2 separate regions of the Mus musculus genome follow, and region 2 is linked to region 1. The links are chromatin loops, found by intact Hi-C in ENCODE. Cell type or tissue: heart. All regions are shown on one strand.

Region 1 (8,000 bases):
AAGCACCGTAGGTACACCCAACCCCCTACATCACTGACTCCTTCTTTTTGATTCCTCCTGTCATCCTTTTTAAATTTTATTTATTATTAATTTACTTATTCACTTTACATCCAGCTCACTGCCCCATTCCTGATCACCCTTTCTTAGTCGTCCCACTGCTCAGCCTATCTAAAGGCAAAGGCCAGCTAGGAAAGGATCTATACAACTGGGTCAGAAACTCCTTGGCCATTTGGAGCCATGGACCACCCCCCTTCTCAGAACAATATTTTCAGCTGCATAAAATAAATGCATATGGTGACAGAGGGAACCAATTGCAGGAAATAACTTGGCAAAGCACGCAGATTCCTCATGTGGGAACATGCACGCTGTTTTGTGAGCATGTTAAACAAGATTCGGTGGATGCCTGATAAACGCCCCGCTCCCAAGGCTGCGCATCAGAACACCTGCAAGCAGCTGCCGAGGGATGCGGAAAGAAAGGATAGGCGCTGCAGGTCACAGCATCCTGGCGCCTGCCCCATCATCACAGTGAAAGGAAATGACAAGTGACAATTTACAGGCTGTAGAAATAAGGGATAAATTGTTTTCCAAACCGGTTCACAGACTCTGAACTCTTCAGACTCATGCCTGGCCTCACCTCTCTGCCATTTCCTAATGGCTGCTCCTTTTCCATCTCAAGTTGCTAGGGGTTTCACCTTCTGCATGGAGGGGGTCCCCATTTTAATCTCTTGTACCCACTATTCCTCACCTTGATTACTGCAGCAGCCTCCCTACCTCTATTCCCAGGCTCCCTGTCTCTCTGTGCCTCTGTTCCTGAACCCACCCCCACCCCCATCCTCACCCCCACCTCCCGCCGCACCCAAGTACTAGAGATGGTACTGTGCTAGGCAAGCATTACTGTGGAGCCATATCCCCAGCTCTCCTTTTAATCTTTTATTTTAAAACCGAGTCTAAGTTACCCAAACTGGTCTTGAATCTAGTCTTGGTACTTGTGAGCTTCCTATCTCCGTTTCCACAATAGCTGGAATGTCCGCCTAGCTGAAATGTACCCAGCTCCCTAGTTCCACTTGGTTGCATCAGGGCTCCACCCTGAACCCAGACCCACCCCCAAGTGCAGAGTGGCTCCTGTAGTTCCCTCATCCCTTTGCTCTGAACTGCTCATTGCCTCCATGTTGCCTGCAGGATGAACTTGGGGGGCTTTAGACATCAGCAAGGTCCTCATCTCTCCTGCCTCATCTCTTAACACGCCCCCCCACACACACATCCATCTCTGTCTTCTTGCCATCTGAATACCTGAAGTCCCAGGATTACACTCCTCCCAACCCCTTTGCCTGTGTCAGTCCCTCCCTGAGTTATGTGCCAAGGGAACACAGCCTGCTTCCCAAGTCCTACTGCATACAGCTCTTCCACGCCTCAGTTCAGCCACACAGTCCCTGGGAAGGTGAGGATGCCCCTCCTGCCTGGGACAGAGAAATACCCAGGCCGCATCATGGTAACCTCGAATCCTTCTATGGCAAACTTCACAAGAGGGAGTTCTTTTCCTTCACTTTTCCCTAAACTCAAGCCAGTAGCTGGAGCCCAGAAGACCTTCAGTGGATGTTGACTGAGTAAATGGATAAAAGATGGAGGCAAAGGGCAGGAGGGGTCTCAGTGTAGAGCAGCAGGGAACTGGATGAAGCCCGATGCTGCACTGCTATTGCGAAATTGAATTACCCAGGTCCTCGCAGTGCATCTGGGGAGCAGGCTGTAACTCGTTGAATTCAGCTCTCTGTTCTTTAAGAAATCCCTCTGGTTTCTATATATACCTCAATTAGAGGTGATTATGCCCCTTGTCAGGAGCTCCTTGCTCCCGTTTCATTCCACGGCAGCTCTTCCAGCGCATGAAGAATGGGATTGTAGGGTTTATAGAAATTCAATTTGCATGTGGCTTTTTAAGGGATGTGTGTCCCCAGCCAGCTTTGGGGACAGTGACAATACCTTGATATTCTTCCAGGGCACTCCCTGCTCAGCCCTCTGGGACATGGGTCTGGAGATGTCATTCTAGACACCTGGCCCTTGGGGCCAGTATCCGTTTTTGGTGTGTTCTTTTTCAATTTCTCTGAATCCTATGGGAGGTGGGTTTCTTCCTTAGCACCCCCATAGGAGGAAGCTCAAGAGAGAGAAGTCTTTTCCTTTCTTCCTTCCTCCTTTCCTTCTCTCCCTCCCTCCTTGTACCTGTCTTCCTTTCCTAGCCCTCATTGCTAGGGATGGAACTTAGGTCTTCAGGCATGCTATGAATGTGCTCTACCACTAAACATCAATGTCAGCCAGAAGGGGTCCTCTCCTCTGTAGCCCTGTCCATGCACCCCTTCCTATCACCCCCTTGTCTCATGCCCAAGTCAAACACACAACCCACTGCACCCCACATCATGCTAAGCATCACAAGGCTGGCCCTTGCTGTGTATGCTTGTCCTTTGTGGCACCCATACTGTGGATATTTATAAACAGTAGGTCAGGGCTCAGAGGAGATGCAATAGCCTGTGCTCTCCCATCCTCACAGGGCTGTGCCCAGGCCCTGGGGGACACAGCATCCCCTGGTGCTGAGCAAAAGGAGATAAGCAGTTGTGTCCCCCCACCATGCTACTTCCCACGCTCCTTACCTGAGAGCACCGTGAAGACCGCAGCAAAGGCATTGAGCTTCAGCCCGTCTATGACGCTGCTGGAGTGGACGAGCTCAAGACACATGAGACTGAAGCCGACCACCAGCAGAAGGATGTAGAGCACCTCAGAGACCACCGACAGCCACAGCACCCCTGGAGAGACAGGTAAGAGCAGGTGAGAGGCTGTCCACCTCACCAGGCCAGCACCACCCACTGAGAACAGCAGGTCACTGCAAACCCAAATGCAGCTCTATGTGCTCCCATGCTATGGCGCCCTGAAGGACCAGCGTGGGATGAGGTTGGCACTGCGGGTATAAAGTGGATCCAAATGAGGAGTCTTTATGGGGTCCCTTCATCCCAGCCCTGAGGGGCACCCTGCTCTAGACTCTACATGGGCAAGTTTTCTATTGCTAAGTCCATTGTAGAGAGACCCTCTGTTACCTGAGCCACAAAGGTCCCTAAACCCCGTTACCTGACCACAAGCCTTGCCTACACCTTTGCTGGCCCTACATTCTCCCCTGTACCCTGCCCTGCTTGTTTCTGGAAAGCACTACTGCTGGGTCCATGACTTTGACTTGGGTTCTCCCAGGTGCTGCCATGCTTGGCTGTGAGCTTGCTCTCCTGGACACAGATGATTGGTCACTGACCTAGCACTGACCTGTTACTGCCTTCCTCTAGGACTCTGAGCATGATGTCACTGAGATAGTCCAGGACGGGAGGTCACAGGGTTCCAGTGAGAAAAATCACCAGTTCCGGCCCTTCCCGAAGGACGCTGCCCCTCCAGCCCTTCTAGTGGTTTGGTGTGTCTTCTGGGTTGCCACAGTTTCTTCCCCATATCAGCCCACCTTGGGCTGCTAACATTGCTAGCTTTCCTGTCTGTGGAGCAGTGAGCTGTGCACAGATAGCCTGGTCCCCATTTGAGCACAGGCCTGGAAACCTGGTGACCCTAAAGGACGGAAGGTGTTCGGCCATGCCTCCTGGGCCCCTGGCTCCTGTTGCAGCTACAGCCTCCCACAACTCTCCCTCCCCCCAGAAGTGTGTAGCCATCGGTCATGTAGGCAATGCTCCAAGCTCCTAATATCTAGTCTGGACTCCACCCCCACAGTTACCTGGCAACAGCCAGGATGGCCCAAGCAACTATAAAAGGAGCTGTTTGCCCCTCCTCGTTCTCTTGCTATCTTACCTCTTATTCTCTTGCTCTGACTCTTGCTCCCTTGCTCCCCTTCTCTCTGCCTCCCCCCCCCCCCCAATCCACATGGCCCTGGCTAGCCTCTGCTTCTCTACTCTCTCCCTTTCTACAATAAACGTCTTAAAACCATGGACTGCCTCGTCTCATCGCGATCCTCCGTGCTGCAGCAATGGAGCAGGTCTTCCCCTGAAGAACTGCGCATCTAACCTCCCTCCAGGAGGCGCTCTGCGTTATCAGCCACTGCCGCCAGCAGCCAAACCAAGCTGCCAGCCAAACTAGCCACCTGAACTAGCCAGACTCTCTCCTCCCTGCTGAAACCTGCCACAGCTCTCCTCCTACTCTTCCCCCCCCCCCCGCCTCCCAGCCCCCCGCCCCCGGATCAGAGTCCGCCTGAGGGTCCCCACCTGTTCCCAGCTCTTCTGCGACATACAGTGGCGTCTGGAATGTCCAAGAGCGAGAACCTGTCGTCCCTGGCCTCTGTGCAGCCCAGGGATCCCAGAACTGGCTCCTCTGTGGTGCCTGAGAGTCAGGAGCCCCGACTCCAGCAGTTCCGCGAGGACCTCAGAGTGTTCTCTTTCCTCAACCCCGGAGAGGGATCCCATGGCTTCTCACAGTCCAACGCCTGCTCGGTGGTTCTATGGGGTTTCGTACAGTCAAACCCCACCCAGCGTCCACCTCACCCAGTGGCCCTAGCCCCGAGCAGACGCAGGACCCCATTTTTGCCCCACACATGTCTACAATGTCACCCTCTCTTCTTCCTTTATGCTTGCCACCTGCACAGCACCTGCTTTCCTCTGGTCTACCTGGTTTCCTTGCAGACCCCTATCCTGGCACCATGTCTTGAGCACACAATTCCTATCTGGCCAGTCCAAGTTCCTTGCCACTCCCACTCAGGACTCAGGAATGAACCTCTGTGCCTCAGTTTATTCATCTTCAAAGTGGGGGTCATACTCAGAGCCATGGTGCCAGCACTGAAGAGAAACAGTTTCTTGGTACTGTGTAAGACTCAAGTTAGCCCAGCGAGGGACCTGGTCACCGACCTGCTGATGCTTTTGTGTGGAAGGAACATGCTGACTTGTGGGAGGAGCCCAGGGGCTTCTGACAGAGATCAAGATTAAAGATGGCGTTGACGGGGAGGGTGAACTTGTAGGTCCATGGAAGGGTGTGGAGAGTAAACAGTGGGAATGGAGATCCATCCAACATGCATTTGCATCTACGCCACGTTGATTTGCTAGAGGATGTTTGAGCCAAGCCTGGCAGGTTGGAGATGGACCCAAGACCACTCAGTGCTGGGAGAGCTGGCTACAAGAGAGATGGCTGGCTCAAAGCTGGGAAGGTGAGGCTAGTGAATGCTGTCAACGTGACACAATCTAGAGCCACCTGGGAAGAGAGTCTCTGTGCTCAGAATGGGTTGGACCTCGGGTGTGCCTGAGGGGTTTATCTTAGTTATATCAATTGATGTGAGACAGTGGCCTAAGTGGATGGCAGCGTTCTTTGGGTTTAGGTTGTGTGAGTAGAGAAAGAGCTGAGCGGCCAGCAAGCATACACCCATTCTCTTCCAGAAAACATTCATCCATCCATCCATTCATTCATTCATTCATTCATTCTCTTTGTGCTTGACTATGCATGCGACTAGCTGCTTCCCATTCCTGCCTCCAAGAATGGCAGAGCGGGCTTCTGAAGGGATTGTCCTTGCCCAGAAACTCTGGGGACTCTAGGGGCCTGGGATCAAATCAAGGCTGTTTCACTGGCTAGCAGAGGCCCACTCAGAACCTCAGTGATCTCTTCTGTGGAATGGGTATGTGGGAGGAGGATCCAGGAAGTGACTATTCCCCAGAACAGTAGTCACTGCAGTCCTTCTTGAGGAAATGCCTCCAAGAGACATGGGTGAGATGTGGGGAAGCAGGAAGGACAGATGGGTATGTGTTGGGAAGCCGTATCTCAGAGCTGCCTCTACCAGGGTCTCATTTCACTCCTCACTGGCCACCCTGGCTGGAGGGTACAGAGGAAAATGCATGTTCAGATGGGTGAACAGAAAGGGCTCCATGTGCCACAAAGCCTTCTATGGGCACTAGAGATTTGTGGGACACCAGGCTCCCTTATCGTTGGCTCTGTAATGAATACCTCGTGCCCACTTTTATCATGGCTGTTGTTGCTACTCTTGGCATGACAATTACAATTTCTATGATTATTATCTTTCTTCTGTTTTTGAGATAAGACTGTATAGCCCCGGCTAGCCTAGCACTGGATCCCCCTTCCACGGTGCTGGGATTACATGTGCCACCATGCCCATCCTGTTGTTATGATTCTTGGCTCTGGGGTTAGATGGGTGGAGCCCTCATGCAAGTGCTCCTGAGCCCAGTGAGAAGATAAGGAGCTACTCTAGCCAATCAGCCCAGCCTAGTTCTGGGGAACGGGTGCTAGATACTCCATCCTCAGCAACCCAACCTCGGGCCCTAGATCCAGGTGTGCTCCACACTGGCACCTTCTTCTGACTTTCTAGTGATGCCCTGACCACCAAGGAAACAACATCACTCTCAAGGGGCACATAAGAGTTGTTGGGATAATCTTTTTTGTGCACTGTGTAAAGGTTGTCTTTGTATTATTCAGATGTTGATTTCTGTACTGGCACCGGATAGAGTACAAGGACCTTGACCTTGGTACTGTTGTTTTTACTGGATTGTCACCTGCCTGAGTATCTTATAAACATTTGTCTCCATCACCTTCTGATTGGTTTAATAAAGAGCTGATGGCCTATAGCAGGACAGGAGAGAAAAGATGGGACTTCCAGGCAGAGATAGGCTCTCTGGGAAAGAATCAGGTGTGGGGGTTGGGGCTGGGGAATAATATTTGCCAGCCTGACATGAAGGAAATCAAATGGTCTGTGACATATACTGGGACATAGAGGTAACAGGCCGCATGGCAAACTAGTATAGACAGGGTTAATTAAGTGGTACGAGCTTGTTGGGAAATAGCCTAAGCTAAAGCTATAATAGATACTAATTGTCTGTGTCATTACTGGGAGCTAGTGAGTCAAGACAGTGACAATAAAGAGTCCCCCGAATCTACGGCTGAGATGTTGGTGACACAGGTCTATTTCCTCTCAAAGACTGAAACATTGAGTTGAACCAAAGGACGAAGCAGTTTTAGCCTCATATTCTAAAAGTTATTATTACCTCCATTAATAATGTGTTCTTAAAACCTTCCTATCACTTCTCAGTTCTGTGAGGAGGATGAGGAAGTCAGCTTCTTGTGCAGCCTAGGCTGGCCTCCAACGTGCTATGTAGCCCAGGATAGACTTGAACTCCTGATCCTCCTGCCTCCACCACCCATATGATATACCACCATGCCTAATTTGATGTGGTACTGGAAACTATATCCCTGGATTCAGGCTAGGTGAGTTCTCTGCCCGCTGAGTCACATCCAAAGCCCCTACTTACTATCAACTGTCACAGGGAGGCTGAGACTCAGGCTCAGCATCTTCTGTGCAGTTACTTGCTATGCTGGTGATTCTCTGTAGATTTATCTTCACCCTACCCCCTCCCTCTGTGCCCACCCAGACATCCTCCCATGCCTCTGCCAGGGGATGCTCTGTGCCAAGACCCTGAGCATCCTGGACCCATGGCTCAGCCCTCAGGACTAGTGAGACACCCATGTCTTTCTGCCTGTGTCATCCTGCCCAGGACTGCTTTTGCTGTGTTCTGCCTTCTTGGCTCTAAGTGTCCTCCACTCCTGGCTGAGGTAGTACCAGCCTCCCACTACTGTCAGCCTTTGGGGATACTGGAGCCCTCAATTCCATAAAAGTAACTTCTCTATGCCATTTGAACAATGTTTCCCCCAGGGACCCTCTCACCAGAATGATTCCTGTGCTGTTTGGAGAATCCCCCACCCATCAAGGACCCTCCCTGGTTCATCTTTTTGTGGTGGTCAATCCTGGTCTTCCATCAGAGCTAGATCCAAGTCAGTGGTCCCAGTAGCATATAGAAGCACTGTTACTGGTGATGGGCATGCAGAATCTTGGGCCTCACCTGATACAATGGGACTGGACACTGTTTTCTATAGACTGCTATAGTCACCATGGAAATCAGCATGGAGGGCATTGCTAAATAAATAAATAACTGACTATGTGACCCACTATGCCACTCCTGGGGTATGCTCAAAGGAGTCCCACTCAG
Region 2 (8,000 bases), 72 kb after region 1:
TCTCTCTCTCCCTATCTCTCTCTTTCTGTCTCTCTCTCTCTCCTTCTTCTCCCTCCCTGTCTCTCCCCTGCCCCCTGCTTTCTCTCAAGAATCAAAATCAAAGTCAATATACTAAGCTACCTAGAAGTGCTTAATTCTGAGTCCTAAAAAATACTTTTCCTTCCCTGCCTACCTACACTTATCACAGGAGTATTCACAAGTGTAGAGTTCTAGGACCAGACATGGCACCCAGGAAGAGTTGAACTGGGAAGGGAGGTGGGTGGAGGGGCATGTGATGGAGTTCTGCTCTGCCATAAAGAATGAAAATATTCAGGAAAATTGATAAAGCTGGAAATCTTCATGTTAAATAAAAATCAGTACCACAAAGACAAAAATTGTGTGTTTCCTTTCATGCAAAGTCTAGAGTTGACAGGAAGAAAGAGAACAGAAGAGACAGCTCTGTGGGTAAAGGAGCTTGAGCATAAATAAGCCTGCAGGCCAGAGTTGAATTCTCAGGACCCATAGATGGTAGAAAGAGAGAACTGACTCCATAGGGCTGTCCCTGACCTCCACACATGCACTGTGTAGACTCTACACATGCACTAATACCCATACACATCGCGCACACACACACACACACACACACACACACGTTAATGATGAATAATAATAATAAATTTTAAAACATGAAAATAGAATGTGGGAAGGAGGAGGGGAGTTGAAAGTGGCCAAAGCATGCAACATGCATATGAACATATCATAGCAATGCCCCCTCCTGTAGAACACACAATGATAAATACAAGCAACTGCCCCCGAGGTGAGCAACATCAGTGCTTCATACCCAATGCAGCTATATTCCCCCAAACTTTACTGAAGGCCTACTATGTGCCTGGTATGGTTCTTGGTTCTGGTTACAGAGCAATGAGCCAGGAAGGCAAAACCCAGGCCTCACACAACCTCTGTTCTGACAGCAAAGCATCTTGGGGCATCAGCCACCCTAGAGCCCTCTCATCAGAGAAAGGTACCCTGGCTCTTCTAAACAAGACAGCATCCGCCTGGACGTCAGCTGGATTCAGCAACCAACAAAGCTTCATGGACACAAGAATCTAGTTCACTGCTGTATCCTCACTGCCTGGAACATTCAAGGCGGGTGAGGACATGACTGCAAGAAACAAAGACCCCCTTCCCAGCCTTTTCAAGAAGTCTACAGAGAAATGCTCTGAAGGACGGGCAGCCAGCATACCAGCAAGCACGTGGAAGGGGAGATGGGAATGGGACGCGTCTGGTGGACTTAAGAGGGAAGAGAACACAAGAAAGTATGTTGACACTACAGGGCCAGTGGTGGCGCTGAGGGCAGCATACTTTGTCACCAAGCAGAGGTCTGAACACTCTGAGATCACCTTAGACACTGTATCTTCTATATATGTGGATTTTAGTTCTAGCTTTTTGAGACAGCTCATTGTATATTGCCAGGCTAACCTCATGATCTTCTTGGTTCCGTGAGTGCAGGGATCACAAGTATGCACTTGGTACCAACCCAACAGACACTATGTCTTTGAGTACCAACTTTTACTCTATAGGTTGTCACCTACCATTTGACCCTTTGTTCGGGATAGTTTTGTGTCAGCCAAGTAAGAGTCATTGGAGAAGAAGGAAGCTCAATTAAGGAAATGCCCCCACCAGATTGGCTCTTAAGGCAAGCCTGCTGTGCTTCTTGATTTATTATTGATGCTGTAGGGCCACACTCAATGTAGGCAGTGCCACTCCGGGGCTAGTAGTCCCAGATGTATAAGAAAGCAGGCTGAGCCAGCCATGAGGAGTAAGCCAATACCCCATATTCCCCTGTGGTCTCTGTGTCAGCCCCCACCTCCAGAATGCTGCCCTGCTTGAGTTCCTGCACTGACTTCCCAGTGATGGGCTGGGATGTGGGAAAAGCTGATATAAAGCCTTGCCTCCCCAAGAAGCTCTGGTCACGGCGTTATATCACAGCAATAGAAACCCAATGCTTAACACTCTATGCTTGGTCCTGTCTACTCAAACCTTTACCCTCTCTAGTCTATACAGCAGGATCTTCTCCAGTCTTCAAGATCCAGCTCAAGTGCCCTCCACCTCTGTCACAGGACTCTTCCTTGCTCACCAACCGTCTGCCCCATCACAGAGCCTCACCTCCCACTCTGAAGGTCCATGCCTTATAATTATTTTATATCTGCTCCCTACTCACACCCAGGGAGCCGGTCCAGACAGGAAGGGAGGCTCCTGGGAATCCAGTGAGAACACCATTGGCCAGGGCAAAGCTCAGCTAGCCTTCACTCACTCCCAACCCATTGCTGCATGGTTGTTTTGAAACAAACTCTCAACACTGAGTCAAAAGTCATCTTATAAAGACTCTCAATAAGACAAAAGGAAGCCCATGGCTTCCTGGACCCCAAGGTTCTACTCCCCCAAGGCTGCTGGCTTTCTGCACCCAGACCTCCCTCCCTGCTAGGACCCCCTGGTCTGCTGTCCTCAGAGGCATGGCTGGAGGACTGGACTCAGAAGTTGCTTTTCATGAAGTGGCTTCAGCTTTCAGTAGACCCATCCTTACTCAGATCCCAGGGAGCCAGAGGAGGGTCCCAGAAATCACCAGCTGAGGGAAAAGCTGGCTTATTTTGACTTTTGACTTCACATCCAGGCCAGGTTCCAGGTCACCCAATAGGCTCCTCCTTCAGTCTAGGTCTCACTGAGAAAGAGGCACTGTGGACTATGAGAGAAGGCAGGGTGAACAGGGTCAACGGGAGGCTGGGCAGATCAAGCTCCCTAAAAGGAGGCTTGTGTGGTTGTGAGTTCAAATCCCATCTCAGCCACCCGTTAAGCCAGAGACACCAGACAAATAACGCTTTTCAGGTCATTCGGTTGGAGAGTTTCTTCTCCAGTGAAGGGTGAACAGTCAAGCCTTCTATTCTGACATAAGGTCTATATGAGGGAATGGGTATAAACCTGCCTCTTAGCTAGGTTTAAATCAGGAAGACCTGCAAAGGCATTGGCTCCACCCTCCTTTCCATTACTCTCTGCTTGAAAGGAAGTACTCTAAGGAAAGTGAGGTCTGGATTCATGTTTATTGTCTACTTCTGCCTATCTGTGCAACTTTGGTATGTTGGTCCACCTCTCTGATCCTTTTCCTTGACTGCCAAGGGGAAATTATCTAAATACGATGGCCTCCTCCTAAGCACGGGCTATACATATCAAGATCTCCAGTGGATGCCTAAAAACTACAGAGTCCCAGGTCCTGTAGATACTGTGTGCTCTCTAAGGCACGGTGAGAATGTAGTAACAGTTTTCTGAGTCTGGTCTTTCTCTTTCTCTCCTGAGTGGTATGCTGTGATGGTCTCTCTGTAAAGGATGACCAATGGGAGGGGATATTAGACACCACAGATATGCCAGACAAACCGATGATTCGCATCTGAGGTGGGACAGAGGGCACTGGACCCCATCTTGGTACCCAGAATGCCTCACAACTTAAAACTTATGAATTACTTATTTCTGGGATTCCCTGTTTATTGCTTTTATTATATCTGGCCACTGATTGACAAAACCACAGAAAGTGAATCCATGGGTTAAATAGGAATCAATATACTCCTTCTTTAGGTTTGTGGAAGGATTGAAATAGTAGAGTGCAAAGCACCTGCCATGGGTTTGGCGCCACACATCAGAGCTATCGTTTCCTCTTTCCCCGGGTTTCAGGTAAAAAAGCGTTACTCCTACAAGGAGAGCCCTGAGCATCCCTGAAAGCCAGAGCAGGAAGCTGTGATTCTGCGTGCTCAGCAGGAGCAGGGTGGGAATCTGGCAGAGCCACAAGCAGAAACAAGGAAAGAGGCCAGAGACAGATGCCTAGTGCTGGCAGAGATACAAGGATGCTGCGGATTGGCCAAGTTGCCCTTGGCATGAAAACACAGAAGCTCAGGTCTAGAGCTTGATCGGTGAGAGAGGGGAATGTGGGGAGCCCCCAGCCGTGGCTGAGCCTGGGGATTGTGATTCCGTTCGACACCCCAGCAGATGGTGAAGCTGAGATTTCTGCAATAAGGGTGGGAAGAGACTGAAATAGGCAGGAGGTGGAGGGCAGTGTAACCTTTGCCTCACAAAGCCGGCTAACAAACTTTGCATTTGCTAGCATGGAGAGATTTGCTAGCATGGTCTGGTCTGGTCTGGTCTGGTCTGGTCTGGTCTGGTCTGGTCTGGTCTGGTCTGGTCTGATCTGGTCTGATCTGGTCTGGTCTGGTCTGGTCTGGTTAAGAAGTGTATCACTATGTAATGCCTGGTCTGGTCTGGTCTGGTCTAGCCTGGCCTGGCCTGGTCTGGTCTGGTTTAGTCTAGTTTGGTTAAGAAGAGTATCACTATGTAATACAGAGGCTTCAACTCACTGTGTAACCCAGGCCATCTCATGAGTGCTATAAGAACATAAGCGCACCCCATCCCCTGTTCTGCACCACACGGTGTGCACACTCTTTGTATCAAGCTCTTTTCCAGTTTCTTTACACATGCAGCTCATCGGCACAACAGCCCTAAAGAAGAAACTGAGGCATGAGAAGCTTGGGTCTAACATCACACAGCCACAGGCAGTGTGGCACAGAGCCTTTGTTCTGGCTACTACCCTGCACTGTCTCTTAGCAGAGTTGGCAGGATCTAGAGAAACCCATTTGTCCTGTGGGAAGTCTCCAAACAGGACTCCACAAATAGCCAGAAGAACCTGTAGTTTCCCAGAAGAGAGCCAGCTGCAGGCTGGCCCCGAGTTGGACTCTGGTCCTGAGTTGGGCCCCACAAAGAGCCAGAGCCTTGGACATGCATGCAGGTACCTTTTCCTATAGCAGGTAATTTCAGTTTGCAGGGAGAATAGAAAATATCAGAGTCTGGTCCCCGGTAAATGCACCAATAGGAGACAATGGGCAGGGGTGAAAGCCGCACACTGGCCAATTGGAAGGAACAGAGCTGGGGGCTGGGTCCAGAGCAGACCAGCAGGCCCTGCAGGGAGCTTCTCCTCACACACCAGGCTGGCAGCAGAGCCTTGGCAAGCACTTCTTGGAGTTCTCTGGAGGCCTCAGCCAGTTGAACTGACAGGGCAGCAGATGGCACACACTTATTCGCTGATGATATTTCGATTTATTTATCTCTTACAGATGGTGTCAGGCCTTGATTCCTGGCAGGAGTCCAGAGTTGGGACATTTTTCTGGAGATAATGGTCTCTACAAGTGGAGGGCAGACTGGAGACAGAGCCCCTGCCAGCACCCTGACTGGCACCACCGTGGCCTCCAGACACCTTTGCCCTGGCATTTGAGGAACTGTGGGTAAACCAAGGAGACAGATTAATTCTACAAGATTCCAGACTCACAGAACCTAAATTCTTATTCATGGTTGACATTCTAGCTGGGCGTGGTGGTGCATACCTTCCATCCCAAGACCAAAGGATCACATGTTCAAGGCCAGCCTGAGCTATATAGCAAGACTCTGTTTCAAAAACACAAAACAGGTGTTGCCGCTCCTGGTCCTGTATTCTGGTCCCCACTTTTACAAACCCTATCACCAAGGGCAGGCTCTCTGTCTTTTAGGTTCCACAGTTATGTAGGAAGGTGCTATGAAAATGACCACAGCCTGAGAGACGCAGGGATAAAGAAATTCTGTGCTCTCCGCCTCACAGGGATGGTTGCATATGTATGACCTCATTGCACTCACAAGATGAACACAAAAAATGATCAGAGTTCAAGTCTAGCTCGGGTTTCATAGTAAGTTCAGGGCTCTGTACTACATCATGATATCGTCTCTTAACCGAACCAATCAAAACCAAATCAACCTGACCAGACCAAACCAGACATCTCCGTGTTAGCAAATGCAATTTGTTGGCTGAACCAAAAACTTTGTGTTTCCACACAGCTGTCACACAGTGCACATGCAAGTATGGAGGGACATGCTACCTATCCACCTGACAATGCTACCACACCCAAAATGGCAGCCAGGCCTGCACACCCTGTGTCTGGATGAGATCTCGTGAGCGGTGCATGGCCCCTCCCAACGGGGCTCTTCTGCAGAGAGAGGCCTACCTTCTCCTTCCCCCAGGCCATGGCAGAGAATCATTGTGAGAGTTGCCCAGATCCAGTTCCCAAGTCGCCACCAGGTGGAAGGGAACTGTCCTCCTCCATAACCCTTTGTCACTTGAGGGAAAAAGCAAAAGTCACCTGTGGACAGGGAGACCTGTGTTCTCCCTAAGGCAGTCAGCATCACCCTAGACAGAGACAGGCTGCTGTCCAATGAGATGATGTTCTCTGTAGACCTGGTATGTGCTCAATTGACAGCAAATAACCCTTTGTCCCTACTCCCAAGGTCTCCTTCCAGGAGCTGTTTCCTGCTGTATTTGGGGTTCCTGCAAGACCTGACCTACCTTCTTCCCCAAATGTTTACAAGAGAAACTGAAAAGGATAGGGCAGTTCCAGGGTATCCAGGAAGTCCACGGCCTACTCATGGGACTGCATCCCTGGTGGAAATACTCTGCTGGGGATGAGAGAAGGCTTAGGAACTTCAGAGGCCAAATGCAGAAAGTGTGAGCCAGGGAGGGCCTTGAGTGGCCTGTGATCTTTCTGTGAGCCAGATGTTCTGCTAAACCTGGAGTTCAAGGCCTCTGCTCCCTCATTCAAAAGAATCTTAGGGAGAGCAAAGAAGCCAACCCTGGTGGCAGGAAAGAGCCACAGTCCTTTCCACACTGTTGTCATGCCCATGTGCTTTAATGGGGGGGGGGGGGAACCCCTCACAACCATCTGAGGAGGGGCAGCACTCTCATTTCATGGATGAAAAATCTGAAGTGCCAGGAAGTCAGGAGACTCACCTCGAAACTCAGGGATAGGAAGAAAGGATGCAGAATCCCCATTTTTCATCAAGGAATGTGTTGGAAGGATTGGATACAAGGGCAGAAGCCTGCTTGGCACAACCGAGGAATGGCCCAGCTTGGAAGCCATGCCGCTCTGCAGGGTGTGGGACTCGGCAGTGAAAGGGTAAAGTGATGCCTGAGGCACCTTGTGGGGAGGCCGCAGTCCAGCAGCTGGTAGGGAGCTCACAGTGTGAGGGTCAGTGTAAACTGCTTCATGGGGCCTGTGATGGCTAGTTTCATGTCAACTCAAAACAAGGTAGAGTAACTGGAAAAGAAGGAGTCTCAATTGAGAAAATGTCTTCATAAGATCAGGCTATAGGCAGACCTATAAGGCATTTTCTTAATTAGTGATTGAAGCAGGAGGGCCAAGCCCATTGTGGGTGGCAGCATCCCTGGCCTGGTGGTCCTGGTTCTAGCAGAAAGCAAGCTGAGCAAGCCATGGGAAGCAAGCCAGTAAGTAGCGCCCCTCTGTAGCTGCTGCCTCCAAGTTCCTACCGTGTTTGAGTTCCTGTCCTGACTTCCTTTGACGATGAACAGTGCTTTGGAAGTGTGAGCCAAAGAAACCCTTTCCTCCCCAACTTACTTTCTGGTCACGGTGTTACACTGCAGCAATTAAAATCCTAACCAAGACAGTCTCCCCACTCCCCTTCCAGGCTCCCTTTCCAACACCCCAGGTTACTTCCAGGGAAAAGTTGGCTTTCTACTGCTCCTCTAATGCTTGCTGAGAGAAGGGGCACAGGTGCCAGGGAGTGGGGGTGGAGTCTCATGTGGCAGGGATGAAAAACAAAATAAGACTGAGCTTGCCAGCTCGCATCTCATGCATTGCTTCAATTTATGCTCACACTCGGTTAGTGTACACACACACACACACACACACACACACACACATATATACATACACACAGGCACACACACACATGCTCACACCTTTTCTATTTTTGGCAAGTCCTACTGGCTCTCTACTTCTAATTGCAATAAAAAACCTCCCCTTTAAATTCATTATATAAAGCCAGGTGTGGTGGTGCACGCCTTTAATCCCAGCACTTGGGAGGCAGAGGCAAGCAGATTTCTGAGTTCAAGGCTAGCCTGGTCTACAAAGTGAGTTCCAGGACAGCCAGGGCTACACAGAGAA

The links. Hi-C counts contacts between places; a loop is a spot of excess contacts. Peaks named below come from ENCODE experiments on the same cell type or tissue, not always from the same donor. Only the 100,000 strongest peaks of a DNase experiment are listed, where the experiment ranks them.
Region 2: it touches region 1 in a loop (1.8-fold over the local background); 2 of 42 quality-filtered maps call a loop at or near these places.

The regions. Positions count from the first base shown.
Region 1 is chr7:125,955,799-125,963,798 of GRCm38, forward strand. Gsg1l (GSG1-like) reads right to left here. Exons shown (of 7, transcript NM_001101488.1): 3 at 2,637-2,789. It overlaps Gm51456 (a long non-coding RNA gene), which reads left to right. Exons shown (of 3, transcript XR_003946669.1): 2 at 2,537-2,801; 3 at 3,315-3,954. Among named protein-coding and RNA genes, the nearest start is that of Gm51456, 6.9 kb to the left of the region's middle. In heart, a CTCF peak has its summit at 4,028; no DNase peak of the experiment used is centred here; H3K27ac peaks cover 1,284 bases; H3K27me3 peaks cover 957 bases.
Region 2 is chr7:126,027,922-126,035,921 of GRCm38, forward strand. The region is part of intron 1 of Gsg1l (GSG1-like); the gene reads right to left. Among named protein-coding and RNA genes, the nearest start is that of Gsg1l, 50 kb to the right of the region's middle. In heart, no CTCF peak of the experiment used is centred here; no DNase peak of the experiment used is centred here; H3K27ac peaks cover 315 bases.